2 separate regions of the Homo sapiens genome follow, and region 1 is linked to region 2. Evidence: chromatin contacts called from ENCODE Hi-C or POLR2A ChIA-PET data. All regions are on one chromosome and are shown on one strand. The core of a region is the stretch at or near the end of the contact, and the rest is flanking DNA. Distances in the headings are between cores, read along the strand shown. Region 1 overlaps LIMCH1 (LIM and calponin homology domains 1). Region 2 has its middle 91 kb from the start of LIMCH1.

Region 1 (6,667 bases), core at 3,966-6,465, 140 kb after region 2:
AGGAAACATCAAACTGTTTTCCATAGCAGTTACACCATTTTACATTCTCACCAGCAATGCACAGTGGTTCTAGTTTCTCTGTATTCTCATCAACACTTGTTATTTTCTGTCTTTTTAAAAACAGGCATTCTAATGAGTGTGAAGCGATATCTCATTGTGTTTGATTTGCCTGTTATTATTGTTGTTGTTTAACTTCCAACTCATCTCAGACTGATACGTGATTCTACTACCATTGGTTACACAGTTCAGCACAATATATGACTCATGTAGGTTGGAAAACATCCGAAATGTTATACTCCCTATTCAGTGAAATGAGTTCATTGATCACACAGTTGGATGTGATTAGAATACCAAATTGTTATAAAAGTTTTTAAATGCTTCACTTCGCTTCTCTTCTGTCTTCTTTTCTCTTCTCTTCTCTTCTCATCTCCTCTCTTTTCCTTTCCCTTCCTTTCCCTCCCCTCCCCTCCGCTCCCTCTCCTCCCCTCCCCTCCACTCCCCTCCCCTCCTCTCCCCTTCCCTTTTTGAAACAGGGTCTCACTCTGTCACCTAGGCTGGAGTGCAGTAGCGTGATCTCAGCTCACTGCATCCTCAACCTCCTGGGCTCCATCAATCCTCCCACCTTAGTCTCCCAAGTAGCTGGGACTATAGGCACATGTCACCATGCCTGGCTAATTTTCATATTTTTTTGTAGAGATGAGATCACATTGTGTTGCCTGCACTGGTCTGAAACCCCTGGGCTCAAGTGATCCACCTGCTTTGGCCTCCCAAAGTGCTAGGATTATAGGCATGAGCCACTGCGCCTGGCCTAAATGCTTATTTTCAATTTTGCAGTTATTTCATCATGGACCAGTACCAAACCCATAGCAATCCACAGACCACAGTTTATCACTGCTCTCAGTCATATTTTACATGTCAAATATATGGAAACTGTTTAATGGAATATGATAGATAGTTTAAGCAGTTTTATTCTAAAATAAGTGAAGGTATTTTTCATTCAATTCCCAAAATGCAACTAGTGAATTATGTTGGAAAACAATCTGGCCATATAATATAGTAATGCATATGTTGGGTTTTAGGGTTAGTTTAAGTAGCCTGGGGAATAGTTCAGTAATTTTTTGGAGGGATAGATTCCTTGGAATCCAGACAGTTTTCCTGATAGGCTGCACTGTGGTATTGCCCCTCAAATGAGCTTGAATGTCAAGTCCTTGAGAGGCGATACAGCTGCTGTATGGATGGTCATGAGTCTGGAATCCAGAAAGAGATAAAATCAAGGTGCAAGAGCCAACGGAGTCTTTGGGGTTGAGCACTCTATTTCCCTAACTGTGCTATGAGGAAAAAATAATTAATATATGCTATGCTGGCAAGGAATTGTGCTTCCAAAGCTCTTCCAAGCAGAGTTAATTAAGTAATGTATGCTCACTTCATTTTGTAGTTGGTTCTCTTTGGCATCAAGACTGTTAACTTAAGCAAATGGAAGCAGCATTGCAGCTTAGTGCATAGTTCCAAAAGAATAAAGCAAAACCAAATTTGAAGAGTTTGTATGCTAAAAATGATAGTAGTAATTCACATTCTACTCTAAAACTTTGAAAGAAAAATCCACATCTGATCCACTTTTGTGAGTGCAGCCAGTATTGATAGTTTTGTCTGCCCTAGGGAGTCTCATTTTCCTTCTTTTGGAAACTATTCCTCCTCTACTCCTCCCTGGCCAAGGATTCACGGTCTTTCTATCCTCTTTCATTAGCTACTGTGGGAGGGAACTTGACCCTAGACAGGTCAATATGGGCCTTTTCCTGGGATGTTTTTCAAACTGCAAGTAAGAAGAGAGTCAGTCCTCTGACGGGGTGCCAGCCTTCAATAATGAAACTTGGGAACTAGAGGTTCGTGTGGAAGAAACTCATGAACAGCAAGAGCCAATAAGCCAACATGCAGGGTGGGCACACAAGAGATTAAGGAAGTCCAGGGCCCCAGTACCTGAGGCCTTGGTTTACAGCTGTTTCAGTGGGTCAGCTGCATCCCCACCCTGTGCCCTGCTGGGTTATACTGGACTCTGTAATCCAATATATGCCTATTTACATCTGGATTTCTCTCACTTGCAAATAAGAGTCCCTCATGACCCCTTCCTGCTCAAAACACTTAACATACTACCTTTCAAACAGCAAGTATGCCATTGATAGCTTTGAATAAGCTTTAAAAGTTAAAGTTAACATAGCCTAAGCACTGACTCGTCATCATTCTAACCCAGACTCACACTTTGCTCCCATTATTGAAAAAACAGTAACAGATTACTTCAAAATACCGTAACATATCAAACTTTATATTCTTTTTTTTATTTTGTTTTATTATTATTATACTTTAAGTTTTAGGGTACATGTGCACAATGTGCAGGTTAGTTACATATGTATACATGTGCCATGCTGGTGTGCTGCGCCCATTAACTCGTCAATTAGCATTAGGTATATCTCCTAATGCTATCCCTCCCCCTTCCCCCCACCCCACAACAGTCCCTAGAGTGTGATGTTCCCCTTCCTGTGTCCATGTGTTCTCATTGTTCAATTCCCACCTATGAGTGAGAATATGCGGTGTTTGGTTTTTTGTTCTTGCGATAGTTTACTGAGAATGACTTTATATTCTTTTTAAAAAATAATTTTTAGATACAGAATATGGGATGGGTGAAGTGAGGGGATTTAAATCTTGGGGGCTAATGACATCTGTGAGTGAGCAGAAGGTGAAGGCATGGCAGAGAGGTGGAAGGAAGTAGAGGAGGCTTGTTCACACTTCTTCCAAGATTGGAAGAGGGGGCTGACCAAGGATGCCTGGAAGGATTAACAAGTGGATCCAGGAGCCTACTGATGTGGGAGCTCATAAATTTGTGGCAGCTCCAGGCCCAATCATGGCAGCATTTTGTCCAGTAGCACAGGGAGCCAAGCATTAGGGACTTAGGGTGATAAATAATATTCCCCTCTTCCTCTTCTAGCTGAGACATAAACATGGGAATCAGACAGAGATCACAATATCATCTTGACTTCTCATGGAACAAATTGGAGAACATGAGTTTAGCTCTTCAACCAAGTGGGTTTGCCAATCCTCAATCCTGAATTAAATGAATTTATCCACCCATTTCTGGCACAGCTGGGCAACCACAGGCCTCCGCCACAGAGAGAGGCCCCTTACCACATGGCAGAGACCGAGAGCCTGTCTTCGTGGAACGGAAATAGCTGAGGAGAGATGTCCCATTTCTTCTCCCAAACCAACTTAGCAAAGAAGGAGGGAGGGCCAGGAGTGTTATCCCAGCTGATGTCCCTCCATATAGACAGACGGCTGATCCTTCTTCCAGTGGAGGCAAGAGATGGCTGGGTTCGATGCCAAGGATCATTGTCCCAGGCTAACTGTTCCATCTGCATTATTTCCTCCTCCTAGTCCTTGTTCTCTTATAGAATGACAAAGAGGTGGGGATGCTGAAGCTACATGCAGTGGCCTAGACTGGATCATGAAGGAAATAAGGCAACAAGGGGAGAGAGAAATGGACTGAGAGAAAAGAGCAAAGTTTGTAAATGAAAGAGCAGGTGTTATAGGTGAGAAAGAATGAGAATCCTGGAAGAAGAGGGACTAAGGTAAAAGAGGAAGAGCATTTACTTCTTATGTCCCAGTTATTGTTGTTCTAGGTGATATCTAGGTTAAAAGAGAGCGAGAGAGCTGTGCAAAGGCCCTGGCAGGAGCTCACCTGGCATGTCTGAGGACCAGTGAGCAGGTGCCTGGCTGAAGCCGCATCGGGGGTGGTGGGTGGGGGAGAGCCTTGGAGATGTGATCAGAAATGTAGTGGGTAACAGGTTCTGCAGGACTTGTAAGGACATAGGCTTTTAGAAGAGAAACCTGGGACAGAGAAGGGTTAGGTTATTCAGCCAGGAAGGGGCAGAGCTGGGATCCTCAGTGTGGTGGTGTGGCATTTGACCCCAGACACACAGTGCTTCCTGAAACAGTGCTCTGGTCTGGCTTCCCTGTTGCTGGCTTCCCAGGTTCTCCTCCTGCTTATGTTTGCTTTTCTTCAGGCACGATGAACTTGTCCTCCTCTAACTGTCCTTTACATGTGGATGATGTCTCTGGGTTAGCCTCGCTCGTTCTGTGTCTGACCTCTCCCAGGAAATATCCTGCTTTCCCTTGGCTTCTCCTGTGTTCCTGGGCTGGTGATTCCCAAACCTACATATTCTGCAGGGGCCTTGCTTCTCAACTCCAAACCCAAATATAAGTCCCTGATGAGCTAGGGCTCTCTAAATATAGAGTGCTCCCAGTTTATTTCCCTTCCTCACAGATCTCCTCTTGCCCCTGTTCCTTAGGACAATCTCAATGTCTAAAAACCATGGCATTACCTGAAATCCCATCTTTCCCCTCGTCCTCTATCCCCACATCCACTCAATGGCCAATCCAAAGAGAGGTGCTCATATCTTCCCCCTCTGGTTTAGCTCTCCCTGGGATCTTTTAAAAATAGTTAGTTAATTAATTGTTCTTTTTTTTGAGACAGGGTCTCGCTCTTGCCCAGGCTGGAGTGTAGTGGCACAATCACGGCTCACTTCAATTTCTGCCTCCCAGGTTCAAGCCATCCTCCCATCTCAGCCTCCCGAGTAGTTGGGTCTAAGGTGCGCACCACCAGGCCCATCTAATTTTTTTATTTTTGTAGAGATAAGGTTTCGCCACATTGCCCAGGCTGGTCTCGAACTTCTGGGCTCAGGTGATCTGCCTGCCTCCTAAAGTGCTGAAATTATAGGCATGAACTACCACGCCAGGCCTGGGATCTTATAGTAGCCTCTTAAATGGACCCTCTCCTCCACCCATTGGCTCTCTCCCTCTGCACCTGACATCTTTTCCCAAAACAAAGCTAGGATCCCAGGACTCCTGTTCTCATGAGCTGGTCTGGCTTCCCCACTGCCTAAAGAACAGTCTAGATCTTTAGCAAGACACTCAGAGGCCTCCTCTGTCTCACCTTTCATAGTTCTCTTCTCCTCCCACCTCCCATTTTCTCTTCTGTGATCCGCTGTGCTTCTGCTCATTTCCCATCCATAAAATGTTTTCTTCTGCTTCAAGCAGCCACCCAGCTGCCACCTTCTGGGTCAAACGTCCCCAGAATTCCCCCAGGCAGAATGAGTTGCTCTTTTCTCTCAGTGGAAGAGCTGGTATCCTCATTAAGTGCTCCTGGCAAATAAAAATGCATTGAAAGTCTGGCAAGTGCTGATTGTTGTTGGACATCAGCCAGTCACTGGAGTGTGACTGTTACCCATACAGGCTGAGGCAGCAACTGTGAACACACGGCAGGTACAGGAAATCCCCAAATTCTATTAATTATGTGGTAAGTTCCTGGAGATATTTTGGTAATGTATTCCTAAAGTTCTGAGTTTCTTAATTGCATTTCTGTTAAAGGGAGTTTACTTCAAATGTAGAAAACCTAACCAAAACCATGTTTAAAAGAAAAACAAGTCTTATAGGTAGAATAGAAAAGTAACATTATTGTTGGTTATGGGTTTCCTAACAAGATCTGGGTCTTCTATGATAGACTTGCAAATCTGAAAGCCTTTCTGAGGTATGCTAGTCCGTATTAAAATTTCTTTCTTTCTTTTCTCATTCTCTTTTTTCTTTTTCTTTCTTTCTTTCTTGCTTGCTTGCTTGCTTGCCAAGGTCTTGCTTTGTTACCCAGGCTGAAGTACAGTGGTGCGATCATAGCTCACTGCAGCCTCTACCTCCTGGGCTCAGGTGATTCTCCCACCCCAGCCTCCTGAGTAGCTGGGACTACAGGCATGCTCCACCATGGCCAGCTAATTTTTTAAAAAACGTTTTATAGAGAGAGTCTTGCTCTCTTGCCCAGGCTGGTCTTGAACTTCTGGCCTCAAGGGGTCCTCCTGCCTCAGCCTCTCAAAGCACTGGCAGTACAAGTGTGACCCACTGCACCTGGGCCTTACTAAGATTTTTAGGGCAAATATTTGTTATAGAAAATGTATAAAAATGAGAACTTCAAAAGTGGTAATTCTAGTTTACATTTTAATATTTTCCACCTAGTCTTTTCATTTGTGGAAACTGAGAATTATATGGATGCTTTATATGTATATATTGCATTTTAAATATGTGGCAGTAAAGGTGTCTGGATTCATTTGAAACCCAAATGAGCATTCCCTTCATTTTCTGTGAACGCAAATCCATGATCATGTTGATCTCTCCCTATTGGGGTAAAAGAAATAACGCCAAGAAGGTTGGGCACAGAAGGGAGCTTCTCATTCCCTGTCTGGTTTCCACAGAGAACTACCAAATGCAGGGTGTCTGCCCCAGAGCCAGAAAGCTGCTTGCTCTGTGCAGGAGATAAAGGAAAGAGAGAAACCTTTTTGCAGATGGAAATGACAACTGAAGAAAGAGAAAGGTAGCAAGGAGCTTCTTGCTTGCCTTCTGAAGAAAAGAGGAAGAAGGGCCTGGATGAAGCCCCCTCCTCCTGCCCCTTCTCCCTCTGATAGCACTGCCATGGGCTGAGGAAACCTCTTCTGTAACTGCTGGGATCCTTGATCCAACTGTAGTCAGAGGACAAGTGCACCTGGCATCTCTGAATATGTTTTCCCACTGAAGTGTTCTGTCCAGCTTTTAGATTCCATCATGTAATTCCTACTCTCCTTCATGTGTACTTTGGATGAAA
Region 2 (6,296 bases), core at 3,542-6,041:
ATTAATGTTTCATTGAGAAGGTAAGACTGAAATACAATTACAGAATATTGAGGAAAATCTATATTAATATATGAGTTTGACCTTAAGGGTAGGTCAGTGGACCTTGAACTATTTGGTTGGCGTCAGGCCGTGCCTGTGGTGTCTCTTCATTGGCCAACACAATGGCGTCTTTGTCTGGGAATCTCTACCTCTCATTAGGGTGGTCAACATATCACAGTGGTCTTTCCCTTCCCAAATAACTGTGAGAACAAAAGTGCCAATACAAGCATAAGCCCTTGCCAAGTACAACAACATGAGGTTCCATCAGCCCTAAAGAGGGGCAACCTAAGTTGGTCATCACAGCAATGGGATTTTCAGTCTTGCTCAACATTGGGGATTTGAATAGCTCTTAGGATAATCTCTTCTCTAGTGGTTAAGGATATAGTCCCCATAAAAGAAATCTGCTTATGGGCAATATTTTGCCGAAATCTGACCATCCACTGTCTGATGTGATGGCCAGGCTACCAGACTGAGGTTAAAGAGCTGAGTTATTTACTGACAAAGTCACCAACTTCTTCTAGCTCAGCATCTTGCTCAATAACCACTGTGTGCTTTTGTAGGCACATGAAGAGAATATTCAACAACATTTTCCCATTCTTTTTTTTTTTTTTTTTTTGAGACACCCAGGCTGGAGTGCAGTGGCGCAATCTTGGCTCACTGCAACCTCCACCTCCCAGGTTCAAGCAATTCTCCTGCCTCAGCCTCCCGAGTAGCTGGAACTACAGGTGCACACCGCCACGCCTGGCTAATTTTTATATTTTTAGTAGAAACAGAGTTTCACCATGTTGGCCAGGATGGTCTTGATCTCCTGACCTCGTGATCCACCTGCCTCAGCCTCCCAAAGTGCTGGGATTACAGGCGTGAGCCACAGTGCACGGCCCCCATTCTTTATTAAACGTGTAGGAAGCCTATTTATATCTCAAACCTCTGATTGACAGCAGTTGATTGATTGTCCATGAAAGGTGGACTTTTACCATTCTATGTTCCCAAGCTTTACTTAGGCAGAAAGCCATTGCCATCTTCTGAGACGAACCCCTGTAATGTAACCATAAAGCAAGAAGGATCATAGGCACCTGTGGAATTGTCCTCAAATTTTTTGGCAATGAAAATTGCAACTGAAGCACTGCTAATATTTTCAAGAAAAACAGTAAAATGGATTGTTACAATTAGTTCCTCCAATTAGGTATTCAAGAAAAGCATAGAAGTATGTGAAGGTTTCCTTATCTGTTTATCCAGTGACCTGTATCTTTCCACGATACTTTCAAATGGAATTTATTTAGCCTAAAAATAGAAATTAATTTTGCACTGATGGCCTGAGATTAGAGTTTCTTTGCATTCTGGAGATGAGGGTAGCTACTGACCTTTCTATCTTGCTTTATTATCTGTTGGTCTTGGCAGTACCTTTCTCTTCCAGGATGCATTCCCAGAATGGTTCAGTGAAACAAATGCTCTTTGGAGGACTTTGGCTCTTTGTGGCTGAGATAAATATATATCAACTTAAAGTGGGTTTTATTTTCCTCTGTGAATGAGTTCCTAGAGAATTGAAATTGTGGAAAGAACTAAAAGCTCAAATATAACAGAACGAAGTTTCCCTAAAGGATTACGGTCTGAAGCCTCAGTACATTGGGTAATTTTGTTAAAATAGGTTCTTCTTGTCAAAGGGTTTGAGGGTTGCTGTCAGTCTATTTTCAAAACTGAAGATGAGGAGGATGATTGTCAACTGCAGGTTCAATTGGAACATCGTGGGGAGAAAAATCTCTATTCTGCTAGTCGTTGGTTTTTGAAGCACAGATGGGGCCTGTGAGATTTGGGTGGCATGATGAGGGGAGGGGAGTAAGGGGCAATGCAGCAGGGTATAGGGGATTTAGACTCACCTTCCTAGTCCTGTTGCAGTTTTGAAACCTCTGAGTCTATTAGTGTCCGACAAAAGTGTTTGTTAAAATAGATCAAAGACTAGATTTCTAACCATTAGGGAAGGGAAAGACATTCTCAGAGATTCACAAATATACGTAGTTAATGGAACCATAACTTTTAGAAGTCAGTGTTCACAGGACAGATGGGAATAGCTGGAATGAAGTGAGCTTTGAATGCTGATTGCTTTATTTTATACTAGCTAATGAGTGAATGTGCCACACATCCTCTAACCTTTCTGGAATGGTGAACAAATGGATAGATGTGCTGAGTAAGTGTTGGAAGACAACTACATGAACCCTTAGGCAACTAGGAGGAATTTAAAGAAATAAACCATGTGTTTACAATTAAACTAGGAAAAGCCTGTATATAAATCCAATTGGTAACACATTATATAAAGATAAATGATAAAAGTCCTTAATATTTTTCATGATCTTTCAAAGTTTCTTTAAAAGTGGCAAGTGGCCTCAGAAATTTGAATTATCATGAAAGGAAAAGGAAGAATGACTTAAGGATGTGTATGTGTGTGATTCTGAGTTAAAGATTCTGGTATAGATCAGTGTCGTGGAGACATTAGAGACAAATTTGAAGGTTAAATTTATTCAATGGGCCAGGTGTGGTGGCTCATGCCTGTCTGTAACTCCTGCACTTTGGGAGGCTGAGGCAGGCAGATCACTTGAGCCCAGGAGTTTGAGACCAACCCGGGCAACATGGTGAAACCCTGTCTCTACTAAAAATATAAAAAATTAGCTGGGCATGGTGGCATGTGCCTGTAGTCCTAGTTACTCAGGAGGCTGACGTGGGAAAATCGCCTGAGCCCAGGAGCTTGAGGCTGCAGTGAGCTGAGATGGCCACTAACTGTACCACTCCAGCCTGAGTGATAGAGCGAGACCCTGTCTCAACAACAAACAAACAGCGCTCCCAAAACCCAACAACAAATAAATTTATTCATTGCATTTCAAGAGGAGCGAGTGTTTTGAGAAAAGACAAGGACTTTTGGTAAGTTGGGTTAAATACTGATATCTGCTTCTTTAACAGGATCACTGTTCTTGTCTATATCTGGAAAGAAGACAAACCTTGGGCAGCAAAATGCTGTTTTTATTATTAATGCAGTGATGTCAATCCAAACTAGATGACTGTGATTCATGGAATCTTCAAGGAAAACCAAATATTCTTTTTTAATAAAGTAATGGAGCTGGGAATTGCACATCTGCTCTTAAAAATCTGTTTTTCGTAATACAGAACATATGTTAATCGTCACATCTTTTATTAAACTGAAGGAAAATTCTTGTTGAGTAGATTAATTCTGGATCCTGAAAATGCGGGACCATGGAGACGAGAATATCGAGACAAATGTCTGTCTGTCTTACCAACTTACCTCTAGAACAGTGATTTTCACACTGCTGGATGTGACCTTCACGAGGGTAATGAAATCAAGCTAGTGGGTTGGGAGTAGCATTTTTTTTTCGTTTTTGAGACAGGGTCTCCCTCTGTCTCCCAGTCTGGAGTGCAGTGGCGCGATTTCCGCTGACTGCAACCTCTGCCTCCTGGGTTCAAGTGATTCTCCTGCATCAGCCTGCCTAGTAGCTGGGATTACAGGCATGCACCACCACGCCTGGCTAATTTTTGTGTTTTTAGTAGAAACATGGTTTTGCCATGTTGGCCAGGCTGGTCTCAAACTCCTGACCTCAGGTGATCTGCCTGCCTTGGCCTCCCAAAGTGCTGGGATTATAGGAGTGAGCCACCATGCCCAGCCTGGGAGTAACACTTTAAAAAAATGAAATGGAGTAGAAAATGCAGAGTAGAATGTAGGAGCTTTTGGGAGCTTTTGCATTATTGCTCTCTCTTGTGTGTCTACACAGAGGTGTCTGCAGTCATGATGTAGGAGGTAACTTTCCTGTATTTCTCCTAGAGCTTCAGCTTTAGGTTCGCTTTAGGTTGGTGGGACCAGCAAAATCCCACCCCAAATTGGAGAGGTCTGGCTGACTGGTTGAGGCTAGGGTGATGTCTGATTGAGAAGGCTCGAAGACTCAACCACAGCTTTTGAGTCTCTGATTCTGCAGTTACATTATACCTGCAGGTTCAGGGCCTGAGCTTGTCTGTTTCCTCACAGATATTTATCACAGTGCTCTCTCCTTGGCCTGCACTGACCCAAGAATCAGAAGCAGTATGTCAGTGCGTAAGGAAGCACAATTCATTAATTTTTTTTTTTTAAAGATTTTTTTGGTAACAGTTTTATTGAGAAATAATTCATATAACACACATTTTATCAATTTAAAATATGCAAATCATGCTTTTCAGTATATTCACAGAGCTGTGCAAGCATCACCCATATCAATTTTGGATTATTTTTATGACTTTGAAAGGAGACCTTGTACCCTTTAGTTATCATTTCCCAACCTTTCCTTTCTTGGGCTGAGGCTGTAGCGTCAGCGGACACCTCGAGAGAAAAGATGAACTTTGGCATCTGTAGGCTGATACGGTGGTCTCCAAACTTTCTTTATTTATTAAATATTCAGTAAAAAAGCTTTTGAGCATGTACCCCCAATTTACGTAGATGGAAATACATTTGTTGACTTCTATTTCAGGCTTTAAAAAAAGAAAATAAAACATTTGTAAATGATGTATGCCACTGTACTGATACAGTATTACATTATCAAACACACACAGAGTTCAGCACTTAGTAAAAAAAAAAAGCTGGTATTTTCTCCACACGCCCCTGTGACTCAGCCTCTGTGGGCCTCCCTCCCGTTTTGATGGCCTTCAGTTAGCGTATACAGGCCCAGTTTGGTCTGGGCTCAGCTGACCCCTGGACCTCTCTCTCTCATCCCCTGGCACCCTTCCAACCCACTCCTTGCTCTCTGGCCTTGCAGAACTCCAGGCAGTGCTCCCAGATGCTGGCTTTTCTCTCCCGATGACACCCCACTATCTTGACTTTCCCTCCACGTGGAATGTTCTCCCTGTCCCCGTCTTTCTGGCGAACTTGGTCTAATTCACACAGCATATGCCCAGGTTTACCTCTTCTGCTAGTTTTCCTTACTCTCTGAAGCCCAGCTAGATGGGCCTACCTCCTTTTCCCCTTAACAGCTATACCTGTTTATTGTAACAATATATTTATTTGTTTGTTTCCCATTTTAGGCCCCAGGGATTGGACTTGTACCTTGCTTACATTTTCTCCCCACCTTCTCTCTCTCTTACTTTCTTATTACAGCAGTGTTGATAAGTATATTCTCCCTTATACATGAATCTTTGCACTTTCCCGCATGTCTTCCTAGGGATAGATTCCTAGAATGTCGATGCCACTTTTTGGTCATAGTTAAAAAAATCCAGAAAAATGGATTGAGACCAGATTGTGAAGTAACTTGAACCTCAGATCTCCAAACATTAAAGCTTATTGATTGGGCACTAATCATATGAGTTTGCTAGAGCTGCTGTAACAAACTACCACCAAGTGGGTGGCTGGAACAACAGGATTTATCATCTCAGCAGTTCTGGAGGCTGGAAGTCCAAAAGCAGAGTGTTGGCAGGGTTGATGTCTTCTGAGGGCTGTGGGGAAGGATCTGTGCCAGGCTTCTTGGCCTTCTTCAGGTTCACCTGACATTCTCCCCATATGCCTGCCTGTGTACCCAGATTCCCCCTTTATGATGGCACCAGTCACATTGGATTAGAGGCCCACCTTATTCCAGTGTGACCTCATTGTAGCTTAACAAATTACATCTGTAATGACCCCATTTCCAGATAAGGTCACATTCTGAAGGTACTGGGGGTTACGACTTCATATGAGTTTGCAGAGTGGCGCACAATTCAGTCCATAACATTTGATTGACACACAATTAAAGTTATATATTATTAGGGAGATTTGATACACTTATAATGTCAAATCTTCCTAGTTAGGAACAAGATATATTTCTCTTTTTATTTAAGATTTATTTATATTTATTTCATCAAGTCAATTTTATAGATTTATTGGGTTTGGGGCCTTAGAAAGTTAGAATATTTGTAAAATGGGATCAGACCTGGAAGAATATGGGTAAATCACATTAGGGAAGGTAAGAGAATGGAGTGGGGTCACTGGCATATAGTTGGCACTTCATGAGCGTCTGTGGAGTAAATTTGCTGCATGAGTAGAGGGAATCAAAGTTAAAGAACATTTAATTTAGCAACGTAAAAGTTGTAGGGGATGATGGCCAGGTGTGGTGGCTCACACCTGTAATCCCAGCACTTTGGGAGGCTGAGGCGGGCGGATCACTTGAGGTCAGGAGTTCGCCTGGTCAATGTGGTGAAATCCCGTCTCTACTGAAAATACAAAAATTAGCTGGGCATGGTGGCGAGCAACTGTAGTCCCA

The links. A loop is a pair of places that touch in the nucleus more often than their neighbours do. ChIA-PET counts read pairs that join two places held with the same protein, here RNA polymerase II (POLR2A).
Region 1: a map of heart right ventricle shows a loop between it and region 2 (2.0-fold over the local background). The contact joins two enhancer-like sites. A Hi-C loop is called at or near these places in 2 of 168 maps with a recorded cell type or tissue (gastrocnemius medialis and heart right ventricle). POLR2A ChIA-PET finds 5 or more read pairs at or near these places in 1 of 52 experiments (activated T-cell).

The regions. Positions count from the first base shown.
Region 1 is chr4:41,585,601-41,592,267 of GRCh38, forward strand. The region is part of intron 1 of LIMCH1 (LIM and calponin homology domains 1); the gene reads left to right. Among named protein-coding and RNA genes, the nearest start is that of LIMCH1, 51 kb to the left of the region's middle. Within about 2 kb of position 5,216, at least 5 of the 41 ENCODE cell types and tissues checked have a DNase peak (open chromatin) inside an H3K27ac peak, as active enhancers do; they include heart right ventricle, where a contact is called at or near this core.
Region 2 is chr4:41,444,385-41,450,680 of GRCh38, forward strand. It overlaps a transcript of LIMCH1 not described here. Among named protein-coding and RNA genes, the nearest start is that of LIMCH1, 91 kb to the right of the region's middle. Within about 2 kb of position 4,792, at least 3 of the 41 ENCODE cell types and tissues checked have a DNase peak (open chromatin) inside an H3K27ac peak, as active enhancers do; they include heart right ventricle, where a contact is called at or near this core.